2 separate regions of the Mus musculus genome follow, and region 1 is linked to region 2. A link is a loop called in an ENCODE intact Hi-C map of the cell type or tissue named here. Cell type or tissue: gastrocnemius. All regions are shown on one strand. Each heading gives the region's core, and the rest is flanking DNA. Links, peaks and the distances in the headings are about the cores only. Region 1 has its middle 6.3 kb from the start of Gm35303. Region 2 holds the start of B3galt2 (UDP-Gal:betaGlcNAc beta 1,3-galactosyltransferase, polypeptide 2).

Evidence for each region. A loop is a pair of places that touch in the nucleus more often than their neighbours do. Peaks named below come from ENCODE experiments on the same cell type or tissue, not always from the same donor. Only the 100,000 strongest peaks of a DNase experiment are listed, where the experiment ranks them.
Region 1: a loop joins it to region 2, with 2.1 times the contacts of the local background. A loop is called at or near these places in 2 of 42 quality-filtered maps.

What each region holds. Positions count from the first base shown.
Region 1 is chr1:143,520,199-143,528,544 of GRCm38, forward strand. No RefSeq gene overlaps it. Among named protein-coding and RNA genes, the nearest start is that of Gm35303, 6.3 kb to the left of the region's middle. In gastrocnemius, for the core only: no CTCF peak of the experiment used is centred there; no DNase peak of the experiment used is centred there; H3K27ac peaks cover 1,539 bases.
Region 2 is chr1:143,640,126-143,648,471 of GRCm38, forward strand. The region is part of intron 10 of Cdc73 (cell division cycle 73, Paf1/RNA polymerase II complex component); the gene reads right to left. B3galt2 (UDP-Gal:betaGlcNAc beta 1,3-galactosyltransferase, polypeptide 2) reads left to right here and starts at 572. Exons shown (of 2, transcript NM_020025.4): 1 at 572-1,217; 2 at 5,881-8,346. The coding sequence starts at 6,003. The coding sequence ends at 7,271. In gastrocnemius, for the core only: a CTCF peak has its summit at 4,325; DNase peaks (open chromatin) are centred at 598, 1,108, 4,169, 5,395 and 6 more places; H3K4me3 peaks cover 4,071 bases; H3K27ac peaks cover 2,249 bases.

The DNA.
Region 1 (8,346 bases), core at 131-8,130, 120 kb before region 2:
GAGAGGAGGATCTTGTCTCTTCTTTTAAAGAGAGTTTAAAGTTAAACTTGCCTGGTTTGGAACTAGACTATCAGAGGCTTCTTAGGCAGTTCCTAGCATCTCCGTGATGGTCATACTCCAGTGATGCTACTGTGATGAAGATAAGGAGGGACAGCTCTGAGGCAGCCAGCCTGACTGTACAAAAAAAAAAGCTCTTTTCTTTTTCATCATATCCAATTTAATTTCTTTATCCAAATTTTTAATATAAAGCATTATCAGCCACTTGATTCCTTGGAGCCTGTATTGAAGGTAACTTCTGACTTCCAAAATCAAAATAACCCATAAACGATATAATAGTATTTAAGATATGCAAAAATGGTATTTGAAGGTAATTTCTGTAAATACATCTGAAGCATTTTTTATTTTATTTTATTTTATTTTAATTTTATTTTTTTACACTCCACATTCCATCCCCCCCCAAATCCACCCTCCGACTGCTCCTCGTGCCACACCTGCTCCCCACCCCACCCCGTCTCCACGTGGATGCTCCCACCCCCACCCCCACCCCACCTGACCTGTAAACTCCCTGGGGCCTCCAGTCTCTTGAGGGTTAGGTGCATCATCTCTGAGTGAACACAGACCCAGAAGTCCTCCATTGTAATTGTGTTGGGGGCCTCACATCAGCTGGTGTATACTGTCTGTTTGGTGGCCCAGTGTTTGAGAGATCTCAGGAGAAAAGATTATTTAAGATTAAGATTGCTGATCCTCCTACCGGATTGCCCTTCTCCTCAGCTTCTTTCAGCCTTCCCTAATTCAACAACAGGGGTCAGCTGCTTCTGTCCATTGGTTGGGTGCAAATATCTGCATCTGACTCTTTCAGCTGCTTGTTGGGTCTTTAGAAGGGCAGTCTTGATAGATCCCTTTTTGTGAGCGCTCCATACATCTGAAGCATTTTAAGTAGAGATCCATAGTGGTAGAGTCTGTAGTTGCAACTGGGAGCTTTGGAATTGCCTGGAGGTGGTAGAATCTTTAGGCGATAGGCCCTTATGGGAGGAAGTTGGGGCATGCTATCGGAGATGATGTTGGGAGCTCAATATATTTGCTCCTTCTCTGTTTCCTGTCTGCCACAAAGCACTCTTACCTGTTTTTCCTCCTCTGCTGTGACACACTGCCTCACTAAAGGCAATGTTGGAAACCAGGAGCCTCCCTCCAAACCCTTTTACACTTTACCTCAGGCATTTTATTTTAGAAGAGAAGAGCAAAAAAATCTAATGTAGTCCCCAGTCTGTGATAGTCCAACTCAAATCCTTTCATCTCTCTGGGGGTAAGAAAGCAACATGTATTAAAACAACTGTACTTCATACTTTGAATTTAGATCCTTTCTTGTGCTGACTGTATGCTGCACAATACATTTCAAGCCAGTCACACTTCCCAATGAGTCACATGGTCTTTTGGCTAAAACAGCCTAAATTCTATGTGGTGCTGTGTTGCTAAGCTGGGATGCTTATAGGCTAAATATTCTAAATGTGTTTTCTACTTAGGATACTTTCAATATATGGTGAATTTGTAAGTCAAGGAGCATTACAGTAACAGTGTTGAGGAAAAGGTAGAGATGCTTGGGTGGGGGATACTTGAGGGTAAAAGGGCTGCAGTGTGGGAAAACATAATAAAGAAATTCTTTTTGGAAGAAAGAAAAAAGATGATGATGCCATGGATGAAAAGAAATAATATAAATATTTATTTGACCATTTCCAAAAATGTTTATTTTAAGATTAAACCCAGGTTTAGCAATTATGAAGTGCTTTGAATTAGACCGAACTTCTAAAAGACAATCTCTCTCTCTCTCTCTCTCTCTCTCTCTCTTTCTCTCTCTCTTCCTCCTCTCTCTCTCCCTCTCTTTCTCTCTCTCTTTGTGTGTGTGTGTGTGTGTGTCTCCCTCAATACATTAAAAAGCATAAAACTGTTTAAAGCCATGCTAGCACTCACCTATAATCCTGATAACCCTGACACCCAGGAACTTGGGGCAGATAGAAGTTAAAGATCATACTTCGCTACATAGTGCATCTGAGGCCAGCCCAGGCTCCATGAGACTCTGTCTCAACAGAACAAAGAAAAAATATATTTCACTATTCTACCAGTGTATCTTGAAGGCAGCTCATCATTGTAGACCAAAGGGATTGTAGCTGCATTGTTGTTTGCCTTTCTCCTTTGGTAGTATGTAGAGTAACTTCCAGTGCAGGTTAAATTTTTGAACATAACAAACTCCGTGTATTGAGTGAGATCCACACTTCCCTGCCTTTCTCCTGGGAATGCTTCCCAGTGCACATGTGATATAGGGTACAGAAAACTCAGAAGGAAAGGTGCATATTAAATTAAGAAGCCAGAGAGCAGAGTTCAGCTCTGCCCAATGAATGGCCTTCAAAAGCTACATATAAATTGTTACAAAAGTCTTGGCTAGTGCCTCAAAACTGTGCTTAACAGAGATAAACTCCATAAACCTTATAAGAAAAAAAGAGAAAGAAAAGAAAAAATAGCAGGAAATATAAAAGAACTGAGTAAGAAATTGATTTGCTGTGGAGGCCGGGGTATAACTCAGTTGGTAGAGTGCTTACCTAGCATGCATGGAGTCCTGTGTTCAATCCCCAACACCACATAACCCTGCTGTGGGGATATTTATAATCAGGAAGAACAGAAGTTCTAGGTCATTCTCGGAGACATAACAAGTTTAAGGCCAGTCTGAAAAGCATGAGACCTGTCTCAAGCAGGAAAAGAAAGAAAACTATTTGCTACACATCGGGAAGAAGTTTGCAATCTGAATCCTATCAATTAGAAGGGTTTAGGAAACCTTCAAACCTTTCCAGAAATATGTTACAACAAAACAAATGACCAAAGATACCCAACACAAAGGTGTCAAGCCGATAACTGAAGGATTCACGGAACCAAACAGCACTCAGGAGATGAAGAGAATAGAGTTACTGCAAGCTTTTAATGGGGGTCTGACTTAGTAAAGTGCTTGTCTCACAAGCATGAGTACCTGTGTTTCAGTCTCTAACACCTACACATAAAGCCAAACGTAGGCTGTTGGGCTGCTTGTGCACAGGTAAAATGACCTAAATTGGATTTCCAGATCCTACAAGGTAGCAGGAGAGGAGCAACTCCTGAGAGTGGTCCTCTGATCTCCATATGTGTGCTGTGGTACACAGACACACATGTATATACACACTAAAAAATAAATAAACCAGACTCAGACTCATATCCCTGTACACTAGGGATAGCAGAGACAGTAAAATACGTGAGACAAACTAGCCAACAAGTCTAGCTGAATAAGCAAGGTCCAGGCTCATCAGGATACCTTGATCCAAAAAATGGAGTATTTGAGGGAGACATGAGACATAGACCTCTGGCATCCACATATACATGGTATGCACATGCACACATATGAGCATGTACACACACACACATTATACTCCTCAACATACACACTCTCCCACAAAATGAGTAAATAAGAAAATTAACCATGTTCCAGTGAATGAATGTAGACTTATAAAATAATCTAATAAACTTGAAATTAAACTATCAAAAGCACACTCTGGAGAAAAAAAAAGCAAAAGTTTCAGTGATATTCAGTGATATACAGGAAAAGATAAAGGGGCCTGAGAAAATGGTGAGAAAAAAACAAATACTTTAGGTTATAGCTAGAGATTCCCCACATCTTGTGAGGGGAAAAAATAACTTACAGATCGCACAAACCCAGCTACTAATCTATGCAGCAATATGCCCAACCACAGAAGCCTGACAATGAACAAAGAACAGAACACAGATGTGTAAGAGAACACATTGCTTGGGCTTACACATCCAAAGTTCCAGAATAGGCAGAAATATGTGCTGACAGAAAAGCACATTAGCACTTGCCTACGGGAAGTGGGAAGAATGTAAATGTGAATGGGCAAATTTGCCAGCATGAGAGAAGTACCTGTACTTTAACACAGTGAACGATACAGATCCCCAAGAACTGCGTACATTTCACTGTATGAAAACTCCACCTCACTAAAAGATGGAATATGGAAATAAACATTTTTGTCACATTCAATCCTTTGCTTAAAATGTGAATATAGATCATCTTGAATGTAGAAACAACATCTGGGAAAAGAGGAAGGGGATCTTGCATCTGTTGTAAATCATTGTATGATAAAAGGTTTATCTACTTTGGACCCAGCGTCTTTCATCTGAGAATATGTCAGCTACTATCAAGCAAGTTCCTTGAATAGCAAGTGCATGATTCCAAGCATTTCTGAACAAACTCGTAATACTTTGATAATCCCTTCCTCTGTCACTGAGTAGTGGTTAAAGAAAGCTGAGCTGCAGGATGGCAGCTGCAGTGTAACAGAACTTGGTGTCATCTCAGTTAAAACGGCATCACTTTCCTTTGAAAGGACTGAGTGTGGGATGCCTCCGAAGCACTGTGCCTCCTTCTCACGCCTGGGCCAACCCTGTGAGTGACCTCTGATGAACCAAGTGTCTCAGGAATGCTGACCAACTGGAAACTGAATAGAATGCCTTCCGAAAATAGAGACTGAAAGCCATACTCTAAAAATTACATCCAGCTGGCATGGCTCACACTGGGTTCTTAATAGCTGCTTTCTCCACATGGTCGAATGTGGGCCATGCTGGAATTACAAGAAAACAGAGCAAAGTCAGACTTACAAGTTCATGGAGGATCAGGACAGTAGTTGAGCTTATAGATTTCCATCAAGATCTATGGAGCTTCTTGTAGCTGTTGTCTCCTTGTATACTACAATCAAAATCAGTCCTAATTGGAAGTTATGGAAGAGACCTGCTAAGGTCAGATAGGACCCTGTCTACTTTACCAAATGACAGATGAAGACTGCGTCATGCGAATACTCATGAGTACTACGGTTAAATACCTAACCACTTCTGAATTACCTTTATTTTCTTCAAGACCTCTTCGTGAAACCTTATATTACAAGAGTAAAGGTGTTGGCCATAAGAGGAAATACATATGTGTGTATCGTCATGGACATTTTCCTGTCTCACTTTCAAGATGGGAAACTGACCAGTACCTACTGGAGGTGGATCTTGAGTCTGCATTTAAATTTTAGCCAATGATGTATTAAATGGACATGTGTGTAGAAGACATACTCATACAAATTTAGAGCCATATGAATATATCCTTCTAGATAGCATCCTATTCTTCTCATTTCCAAATAAAGATCTAAAATGTTTTTTAAGGACAAAATAGTCTAAGAAACTCTTAAATATGTTTTTCATATTTCTATTAGTTTCCCATACTATACATTTGTATTATCTGAATAAATACACTTAAGAAAATATCATGGAAGATCATTCTGTCCTGGAATTGAGGCTAAGCCCCAAAGCAGAGAGCACATGACAAAGTCCCTCACACTGTAAATGGACACCACCACAGTAAGTAAGCTATTTGGACTCCCTTAGGAATAACTGAGCAGGATCAGTTCAGAAAAGTACCAACAAATACTTCCTCCAAGAAGATGAAAGGAATCTTAGAGAGAGGCAAGGCATCATGCTTGTAGCGCATGAGGAGCCCAATGAAAAGGGCTACTATTTCTACCTTCCATAACAGAAACAGAAAGAAGATGCCAACTTTTTACCCCGAACACAGGGAAAAGGCTCTAAGGGAAGCCAATCAAGGAAACTCATAAGAATAAGTAGTGTCTCCTTCCACAACTGGAAGACTGCTCAACTGCAGAACCCATGTCGACCCCATGATCTTCCATATAAAAATGATGGAACTATTTGTGACAAACATAATACAAATCTGCCATTTTAAGTACATACTGAAGAAATAAGAGTTTCACTCTTCCGTGGCACACCATTGGTGTACAGTTATATTTAAACATATTCACTGCTTCCTGTATCATCCTAGTATCAGAATATGTATAAGAAGGTCTTGTGAGCTAGTGTATTCATGTCCTTGATATCTTTTATTCTTTCCATGAGAACGTTCAAGCTTAAGTGAATAACCGAACAAGGCGACAAATGTTGTGTTCTTCAATACAGTTTTCTGGAGGCTGTTGAAGTAATCCATTTGGAAAATCCTGAAGTAACTCTAATATAGCTTGTGACTGGGAATATTTGGGCTGGGAGGAAAATTTTCCTTACACAGTCAGAACATATGGATGAAAGCCTTGGAACTTTGGAAGCTTCACATGAAAGACATAAAGATAGGAAAAAGACAGAAACCATAAAGCTACCTGTACAGACATAAGCCTAGGCAATGGTATGCTCAACCCAGAGAAGGCATTTGAAAAAATAATGCATGTATATCAGAATCAGATGAGGCTATTCTTCCAAGATTTTGGCATGGCATTGAGAAGTCAGCTGAAGCCTACACTGAAATCACGTCAGCAATGACCATCATGATTAACCATAATTAGATGATGTTTGCCTTCCTAATTCCTCACCCTTACTTCAAACACTAAAGCAGAGCTTGAACAAGATGCAGGGAGCAGACATATTCCAGAGTCAGGCTCTAACACCTTTCTCCATATGGCTTGAGATAAAAAATAGGATGTGAGCCCTGACCAAAGGCTACAGAGTTTCAAACAACCCAGGAAGATTTTTCAAATGATGAAATCAAGATGTTCTAATAAAGGTAATCAGAAATTTAAAGAGCTAATTATCCAGTGACCCCAAGGAATTGTTGCAAAGTATTATAAGAAACATTTAAGAATTTATATTTGTATGCATACACATAGAGGATAGAATTCATCAACAAACGTAACACTTATACAAGAGGGTATATATCCAAAGCTGGAAGACAGTTGTGCCCAAAGAGTCAATGTCTTTATGTGTCAAGCTAAGGCAACAGAGAGTCCTAGCAACATTGTGAATGTTGTAGTATTAGAGGGATGACAATAGAGAGCATTTAAGGGGAAGATGAGGAAATGGGAAAACTAGTTAGATGTGCCATTTCTACCACAATAAGAAATAATACAGGTCTCCATCACAATCAGAAATAATATACACCAAAACTTCAGAGATCTAACAAACTGAAGGGAAAAAATCAACAAGATTTTGGATATGTATATATAGATATGATAGAAATATTTATCATAATATAAGCATATCTTATGATAGATATGACATGTCTATCTTATGTCATGTCTTATGTCATATCAATCATATGCCATAACATATAAATAACAAGATTTAAGAACAGGTTGAAAATTAGAGTTTAGAAAGAGTTTTCATTGTCAAAAAAACAAGGATTTTGGCACATTGAATAGATACATAATTATCCATCTCACTGACCTGTGAAATGAAGAACAAACAGAAAGTTTCTCTATGTAATAAGATGATAACTTAATTGGATATTGCAAAATATATAGAAGACAGGATAATGAGTATTTCCAACACAAAGAAATTATAAAGGTCTTTGGTGATAGATATACCAAATATAAAAATGTTAAAAAATATTGCACCATAACCTCTAACTATATATAATTGATATGTGTTAGTTTAAAATAAAAATATCAAGAGTAAAAGGTATTGACCACATGTTCCATGAATCTTGGAAATTACATACCATGGACACATAGTAAAGAAGACACGCTTAACTTTATACAAGTTTGAAATGGAATGTTCATGAGCAAACCAAGTGAATGCAGATGTTGGAGAGTTGAGAATACTGGTTTCAAAGTTTATAAAAAATTGATAGTATAGTAAAATAAATTTAAGATTATTAGTATATAATATGGATGAAAGAACACCAAGGTCTGAAACTTGGGGAACAATAATATTTTGAGATTTAGGCCAAAGGAGGCAGGGGTGTGTGTGTGTGTGTGTGTGTGTGTGTGTGTGTGTGTGTGTATGGAGAAACTGTCAATAAAAAAGAAAAGGAAATTCAGAAAACCATCTCAAAAGTGGTCAGAAATAGTAAATGCTATTGAAAAGCCTAGTGAAATGAGAGCTGGAAAAATCATGGCTTTAATAACTGAGTGTGAAATCTAGGAAAACGCCGAGAACATCAGGAAAAGCAATTCTACTGTGGTCCCTGGGAGCAGATGCCAACTTGCCATGAGTTTAGAAATGAACCAATGGTGTCATGGACGCTCCCAGTTCTATTTATGATTTACCAAGTTTAGATTCCAAACAAAACATGACCACAAGGGAGTAATATGGTTTAGAAGACTGGCCAGAGTGTGGCCTAGATGGCAAGTCAAAGGGAATCCATTGGCTTGATGTTTCTGGTAGCTGATAATCATTACACATGCTCAAGAACTTTGGGGTAGGAACCACTGGTTGACTCCTGGTGACACTGAACGTATAAGAGAGAAAAGATAACAAAATAGAAAAATAAGCAGAGAC
Region 2 (8,346 bases), core at 117-8,116:
TTAATTCTGTGATACACATTATTTTACATGAAAAAAAATTAATATTGATAACAAGAAAGTGATTTAAAATTAAATTTACTACTTTCAAGAACACTAAAAACTGCACAGAGCAAAAAAGTAGGCAGTATCGCAACATGAAGTAAGTGCAGGCAGCTGACTTAGATAAGCTGGAGAAAACAGGGGAGGAAATCTAAGTTATAGACAATAGATAATGAAGGAGTTTTAACTAGACTAGCAAATCAGAACAATCAGACAAAAACTGTAAGAGCAGGAATGCACTGAAAGAGTTAAACTACACCAACTTACATGTAAAAGCTTTTATTACTTCTGCTCTAAAAAAGTCTCTAAGACACATGAAAGCCACCGTCCAACACAGAAATATTTAGAAAGCCTGTGCATAAGTTCAAATAAAGATTAAAAAACCATAACCTCCATTTCATCCTAATGCTTGTATTTGTTCTGAATAAATATGATGTGTCACATAAGAGGAAGATTTCTAAGCTTTCTCCTACCTCGGGTTTTTAGTCAAAATGAACGCAAACAATCACGTGGGACTCAGCCAAGCAGTGACGTTAAATTCTGCTCTGTCAGAGACAGCATCTGTCAAGCCCACATTTAAACTGCTGCCTGCCTGTGCAGCACGGAAGAACGGTGCATTTCACATTACAGACCAAAACCCCAGGAAAACAGCTCAAAAATCCTTCCTGCAGCTGCCAGGCAACCACGACGGAGAAAGGCAAAGCCTTTTTTTTTCCCCCAATGCAACTGAAACACTAAACCACAGCTCTGCTGCTTAACATTGCAGCTCAGCGCTATTACTAGAAATATGGATACTGAGAAGAGAATACAGCACTGCATTGTCCAGCCGGGAATACAGCAGATGTAAAGAGCTTCAATGCATCAACTGTCGGAAAGAGTCAACTGTGCACCAAATACAACAGACAGCTACAGCTCTTTTGTTTAGTGAAAGAGAGAAAATGAAAGAAAGGAAAAATCTCTGAAGACTATAAGATATAGACATATGAACAAGAAGGGTAACTTGAAGACACCCCGACAGATGGACACTTTGGATACTGTGAAAAGCAATCACAGGAGGCAGACTGTTGGGGGATGTGCGCATGTTCGATAGCATCGTTTTTTGCTGAAGTGATGGCGTGCCAAAAGTATTTTCAGTAGACATAATCCTCTCCATCTAATGGTCTGACCAAGAAAGAAAGGTATGTTGCTGTCTTGTGTATGATGTTCATTAAATGTGTTTTAATTTCCTAACCATACAGGCACTGATACACTTGATAAACAAGTTCATACAGTCCACTGCCCTTCAAACTATGAAAGGCTTTCTAAATACACGATTTTAAATTTGCCTTTTCTACTAGACAAGCTGTCGTTGCTTTATTCAATTAAATAACTGGGAGTAATTCTGCAGGATTGTAACATTACAAGGAAAACCAAATAGTAACTAGATTTACTGAAAAGAATGTCTGAGAAATTAAACTAAAAAGAAAAAAAAAAAGAGCTCTCTAGCCTTTTTTTTAAAAAAACAGCAATTCTCTAGCAAATTAGGTCAAATTGATTCCTTATCTAATAAATTAAAGCACCTTCTTTAAAATGGTTATCAAGAGACAGTGGGGTAAAATTATATTAAATAGCATAAATATGATCTTATTATCTTGAGGTATTTTTAGAAAATCTCTTCAAAACAAAATCTTAGTTCATAGTAATATATTCTCTGTAATATCTATCTCTTCAGAGAGAGATAGAAACAATTCAGGAGTACATCAGCAAATTTTAAGTGTTACTGAGCTACAAGGAGATACTACAAGTTACAACATTAGCCATCAGATTAAAACGCTAGTGAGTTTATGCAAAGCATAACACCACCACAGTAGTCAGTCACATGTTATTACAGTATCAATGAATACAACTTTAACAAAGAGAGATCAATAGTTGCTCTAAATAGATTGGTGAAACAGGGAGTTTTTAAGTAACAGAGTGATTCTAAATAATCAAGTGTAAGACTGTTCCTGGAGTTAATTATAAAAGTGAAATTAAAAAACTAACATACTTGCAAACTTTATATGCCCCAGTACAGGGGAATACCAGGGCCAAAAAGGGGGAGTGGGTGGGCAGGGGAGTGGGGGTGGGTGGATATGGGGGACTTTTGGTATAGCATTGGAAATGTAAATGAGTTAAATACCTAATAAAAAATGGAAAAAAAAAAACTAACATAAAATAGCTTAATATACAGCACATATTAATAATGGTCAAATACAAGGTCAAATAATATCCACAGTAGGTTTCTAAGCTTTATTTACATGTGATAATGACCTGCCTACTGCCTCTACATGTGTCTGCAGGACAGAATAAACTACCCTGGGAACAATCAACGTTAGAGTGCTCGGGGTCAGGGACTCAAAGATATTCCTAAAATCTTACAAACCTTTCTACGTATTTTGATTCTTCCTCTCACTTTCATAAAACTTACTACCCTAACAATCACAAAGCCAAAAAAAAAACCCCTGTGGAAGCACTGTGTGTGTTGTAGAATTAAGACTGAATGAGTGTATTAGACTTTGTCATATATCAAGAGATTCCTAGTCATAACTAAGTATCTTTATTCTGATAAAAATTACAATCAGAAACTAATCAAAAATAATTTTTAAAAAAATCCAGCCTCTGTTGGTATCTTTATTAGAAATTAAGCTTTATAAACTAAATATTTCAAAGCTTTAAAAGTATACAAGTGTTTCTTATCAAACCATCATTTAACTCTGGGACTGTCTTTAGAAACTAATATATTTATATCAACTTTTAAAAGTCAAAGGACAGAAACTCTATAGGAGGATACATTAAATAGTAACATCCTTACAAATTTCGGTCTATAAGAGGTAAACACACACTTAAATCATAATAATTAAAACAGAAAACATCTATTTTTTTAAAATCTATTAAAAGACATGGCAAAATTTTAACTCTTAGTTTTCTTATTTCCAAGAACTAATATTCAACAGGCATTAACCTGTGAATAATTTTATCATCTAACAAAAAGAGGAATAGTTACAGCAATTTTACTTTCTTAACAGCATACACACACAGACACACAGACACGGAGACAGAGAAAGACAGATCTCTATCCTGAGAAACTTTAGAAAAAAAATGAATTTAAGGCTAGATGCATACGTTTCATTTATCAGTAGGAGGTTATCAAATAGGTGTATTTGTACAGGAATTCCAAGCTCTCCTAGATTAATATTTACAAACATACAATTCTTATAAAATTTAAATTAAAACATACCTCCATCTTATAAAATCATAATAGAACCACATAAGAATATATATAAAATTGCAATAAAATTGTTGAATATTAGTTCTTGAATAACAACAAAACTAAGAATTAAAAATTTTGCCATGTCTTTGAATAGATTTTTTAATATATCTTTTCTGTCTTAATTATAAATAATTTAAGGGTGTTTTATATTTTATAGGTTGAAATCTGTAATATTCCTATAATATTCAAACACTTTACAATTTCACTTCAGGGACACTGTTTTCTTGTAAACAATGTGTCTTACTACAATACTTCATCCCTTTAAGGTCTTTTATCCATTCATTGAAATATCCTACCTGGAATTTAATTCATTTTGAACTGTTTTTCTTTAAAGTTTGCACTTTTAAAGTATCTGAATGACTAGATCTCAGTCATGTTCTAAGCATTGTTAAATCAACACAAAGCTGATACATTTATATTTATAATACTTGAAACAGATCAAATGAACTTTCCAAAGTAACTTCACTTTTAAATTTATATACATAACCCTTTAATACCCAGTACTCTCATTATGAAGTGGGGGGTGGGGGGGTCATTATCTACCACATAAAGTAATTTTCATATGTACTCTTTAAAATAGTTTTCTGCTTTAAGTAGAATTACATCTAGTTATAAGTACAGTCATGAAAATTTGTTTCTAAATCAGGCCATGAAGCTCCGTAATTTCAAACTCATATCATGCAGAAACCATGTTGCAAAGAATGTAATAGCTTTGGTCTTTATATAGAATGGTAAGATTTAAATTCACGTAAATAAAACTAAGACTAAATTAGATTTTTTAGAAACTACTGTCTGTGTGTGTGTGCGCGCACATGTGTGCTTTTGTGTGTGTGTGTGTGTGTGTGTGTGTGAGAGATTAAATACTTTTTTAGGTTTGAGGTATAGGCTAGTAACTAAATGCACCATTCATTTTCAGAAACAAGATCAAACCTTAGTGCCTGTTACACATTAGAAATCTGTTCAAATTCCCACCTACTTGCTCCTCCTAGTGGTTGTTACTAGAATAGTACTTCATTGATAGCCACCTAACACTTTCAAGCAGTAACTGAAAGGTGTGTGTGTAAATTTTATGCTACAATCACTCAATTTTTTGAGAACTTCCTTGTAAACTCTATTACTTTTCAAATGCATTTATGTGAGGATAAGCTAAACTGCTATCAATCATAAGTAGATCATTATCGTGAGATAAATAAGCACAAGCATTTACACATATAATTAGAAATAAGTGGCTATGTTAAAATTTTTATTTCCTTTGTTTAAAGAAATTATTTCAGTGAATAATAGAAAAATCACTTATTGATCAAAAGAATTTAATAATACCATCCTCAAAATTAATAATTATATAAATGACTTCTACTTTGGGTTTGTTTGTTTGTTTGTTTGTTTGTTTGTTTTTTTAAGAACTAAAAAAAAAAAAAAAAAAAAAGCCAAAACTAGGCATGGTGTCTCTATTTCATAAAACACCATTTACTGGAATTCAAACTACTGCTATGACCCTCAGTTCTTTATCTATGAATAGGTAAAAACAAGGAAAAAATTAGCAAATACAAATAAGTTTATGCTATGCTGAAAAGCCTCTTGCAAAACAGCCAGTTTTCACTAAGAGGCATCACTAATTTCTTGTGAACTTCTGAACGATCTAGAACTATAAGTGTAATGCTACTATAAAGTCTTTAAAGTTAAACTAATTTCTGGCATTGCAGATCATGCAAAAAAGTGTAATTCAAGAATATTTTAAAATGTATTTTGTGGAAAGTGTAATTTAAAGCAGTTCACAATAGTAGGAGCTATTGTCTATATTTTTCAAGAAGTCCAGAAAAACTGCAAAATACACACCCTTTGCCCAAAGCATTGACACATAAGACTGATATCCTAGATATGTACTATTTAGGGTGGATGGGTAAAATTAGCAAAGTACTGTAAATTGTTAATTATTTATTGCTATCTAAAATCTCACACTGAACTCACTAAACCCTAAAAATTAATTTTGACAGGTGTATCTTCTCACTGACTTTTTTGACACGGGGGTCAGGGGGAGAGACTGGAAACATGCCAAGCAGTGACTGTGACTAACTGAACTCTGCCACAGTTAAACCTGCACCTTCTGTTCCAAAGCCAATACATGTCCATTTTCCAAAAAAGGCCACTGACTGTGCACCATATCGCCATGCTATGTCAAATCAATTTTAATTAATGTCAATAAATTTGCCATCTGTTCTGAAGGCCCTCTTTCCGAGCCTTTGTCAGAAATCTAAAAGCATTTTTCCTGTCTACATGGACACAACATTAAAACCCTTTAGGTCAAAGGGACAGATGAGCAGAGCTATCGAAATCATCAAGTAAGTAAAATAAAATTAATCTATCACTTATCTTCCGAGTGTTCATTACACACAAGAATATCTTTTAAAGACATAAATCTTGTTGTCAGTAATTTTATGTTGCCTTATCCAGTTTTTTCTCAGCTTAAAAAGGTCCTTTTATTAGCTGACTTTTTAAGGCAGTTTGCAAAATTCTGCATTTTGTAAATCATTATGCTTCCTTCATCTTTATAGAATGACATCGAGGGACATGTACCTGAACCAGAAGACGATGAATCAAGCGCAGTATTGACTGAGGACGGAACAACAGTGTTTTTGGCCACAGACATCCATTACTGCTACTGGATACTTACAACATGCTTCAGTGGAGAAGACGACACTGCTGCTTTGCAAAAATGACCTGGAGCCCTAAGAGGTCTCTGCTCCGGACTCCCCTTACGGGTGTGCTTTCTCTAGTGTTTCTCTTTGCTATGTTCTTGTTTTTCAATCATCATGACTGGTTACCAGGTAGACCAGGATTCAAAGAAAATCCTGTGACATACACTTTCCGAGGATTTCGTTCTACAAAAAGTGAGACAAACCATAGCTCCCTTCGGACCATCTGGAAAGAAGTAGCTCCTCAGACTCTGAGGCCTCACACAGCAAGCAACTCCAGTAACACCGAGCTATCACCACAGGGAGTCACAGGGCTGCAGAACACTCTCAGTGCCAATGGCAGCATTTATAATGAAAAAGGAACTGGACATCCAAACTCTTACCATTTCAAATATATTATCAATGAGCCTGAAAAATGCCAAGAGAAAAGTCCATTTTTAATACTATTAATAGCTGCAGAACCTGGACAAATCGAAGCAAGAAGAGCTATACGGCAAACTTGGGGCAATGAAACTTTGGCACCTGGCATCCAAATCATACGGGTTTTTTTGTTGGGCATAAGTATTAAGCTAAATGGCTATCTTCAACATGCAATTCAAGAAGAAAGCAGACAGTATCATGATATAATTCAGCAGGAATATTTAGATACATACTATAATCTGACCATTAAAACACTAATGGGTATGAACTGGGTTGCAACATACTGTCCACATACTCCCTATGTTATGAAAACGGACAGTGACATGTTTGTCAACACAGAATACTTAATACACAAGTTACTAAAGCCAGACCTGCCTCCTAGACATAACTATTTTACTGGCTATCTAATGAGAGGATATGCACCGAACAGAAACAAAGACAGTAAGTGGTACATGCCACCAGACCTTTACCCAAGTGAGCGCTACCCTGTCTTCTGCTCAGGAACTGGTTATGTGTTTTCTGGGGATCTGGCAGAGAAGATATTTAAGGTTTCTTTAGGTATCCGTCGTTTGCACTTGGAAGATGTATATGTAGGGATCTGTCTTGCCAAGTTGAGAGTTGATCCTGTGCCCCCTCCCAATGAGTTCGTGTTCAATCACTGGCGAGTTTCTTATTCAAGCTGTAAATACAGCCACCTAATTACCTCTCATCAGTTCCAACCTAGTGAACTGATAAAATACTGGAACCATTTACAACAAAATAAGCACAACGCCTGTGCCAATGCAGCAAAGGAAAAGGCAGGCAGGTATCGACACCGCAAACTACACTAGAAGACTATTTTTGTTCAAATGTGGAGTCTGTAAATATTGCTTAAAGCATGTATAGTTAAAAACTTGATTATATACATAGGACAAGTTTTAGTTCAACTCATCACATAAAGGAATTCAAAGCTATTTTTTAAATTTTCTGAATAAGATAATTCATACAATTGCAAATTATGACAAAAAGGTATCCCAAAAGAGTCTATTTAAATAACTGTTATGAGGAGATTCTCTATATTAACATGCAATAATAAGCATGCATACATAAATGGTTCAAGACTTACATTAGGGACCAATACAATGTATCTGCATACATTTTCTATATAAATCTTAAGAAATGAAGACAGTAAAAAGATTCCTAGATTTACTTTTGATTTCATCATATAACTAAATGTAAATAAGACAGTACTATTGATTTTAAAGGAACTTTGTAATTGTGCAATGAACAAGTTTTCTGACCTGACTCAGTTGCAATAAGATTTAGTTAAGTTATTCCATAAACTCATTTATAGCATTCAGGTGTTTGAGCAATGCAATTCTCATTCAAGAATATACTTTTAAAAATAATTTATAATTATTTTAATTTCTTTTATTAATACTTATCTATACTGGGAAAATTATTTTGACATGATGTGATAAATGTGAAAAATTAATGTGTCTCAGGCTCAAGTTTTTATAAAATGAATTATTAAAGGTATCAAAATAGATAAATTTTGCTTCCTCATTGGTATTAAGGGTCAAGACCATATTTCAATGGATTTTGCCTTTAAAATATTACACTCTTGGGGAGTGCTTTTATCTTCAACTATACCTGACTTAAAGTATGTCTTTAAAATAGAATCATATTCCTCTAGCTGAAATACAAGTAGTAACATAACAGCACAGGGGTAATGTGTGGTCTTAAATAAGGAAGAAAAAAAGGAATACAAATAGTCATTTCATTCAATCTATTTTAAAGTTGTATATCTGCCAAACAGCGAGATATAGGAAAAGCTTATATTCTGAGAGCAGTGTACGTCAGACAACATTTAATCATTTTATGGCACTTATTTCTTTCTCTCAGTGTCAAGTTTATAAACCTTCT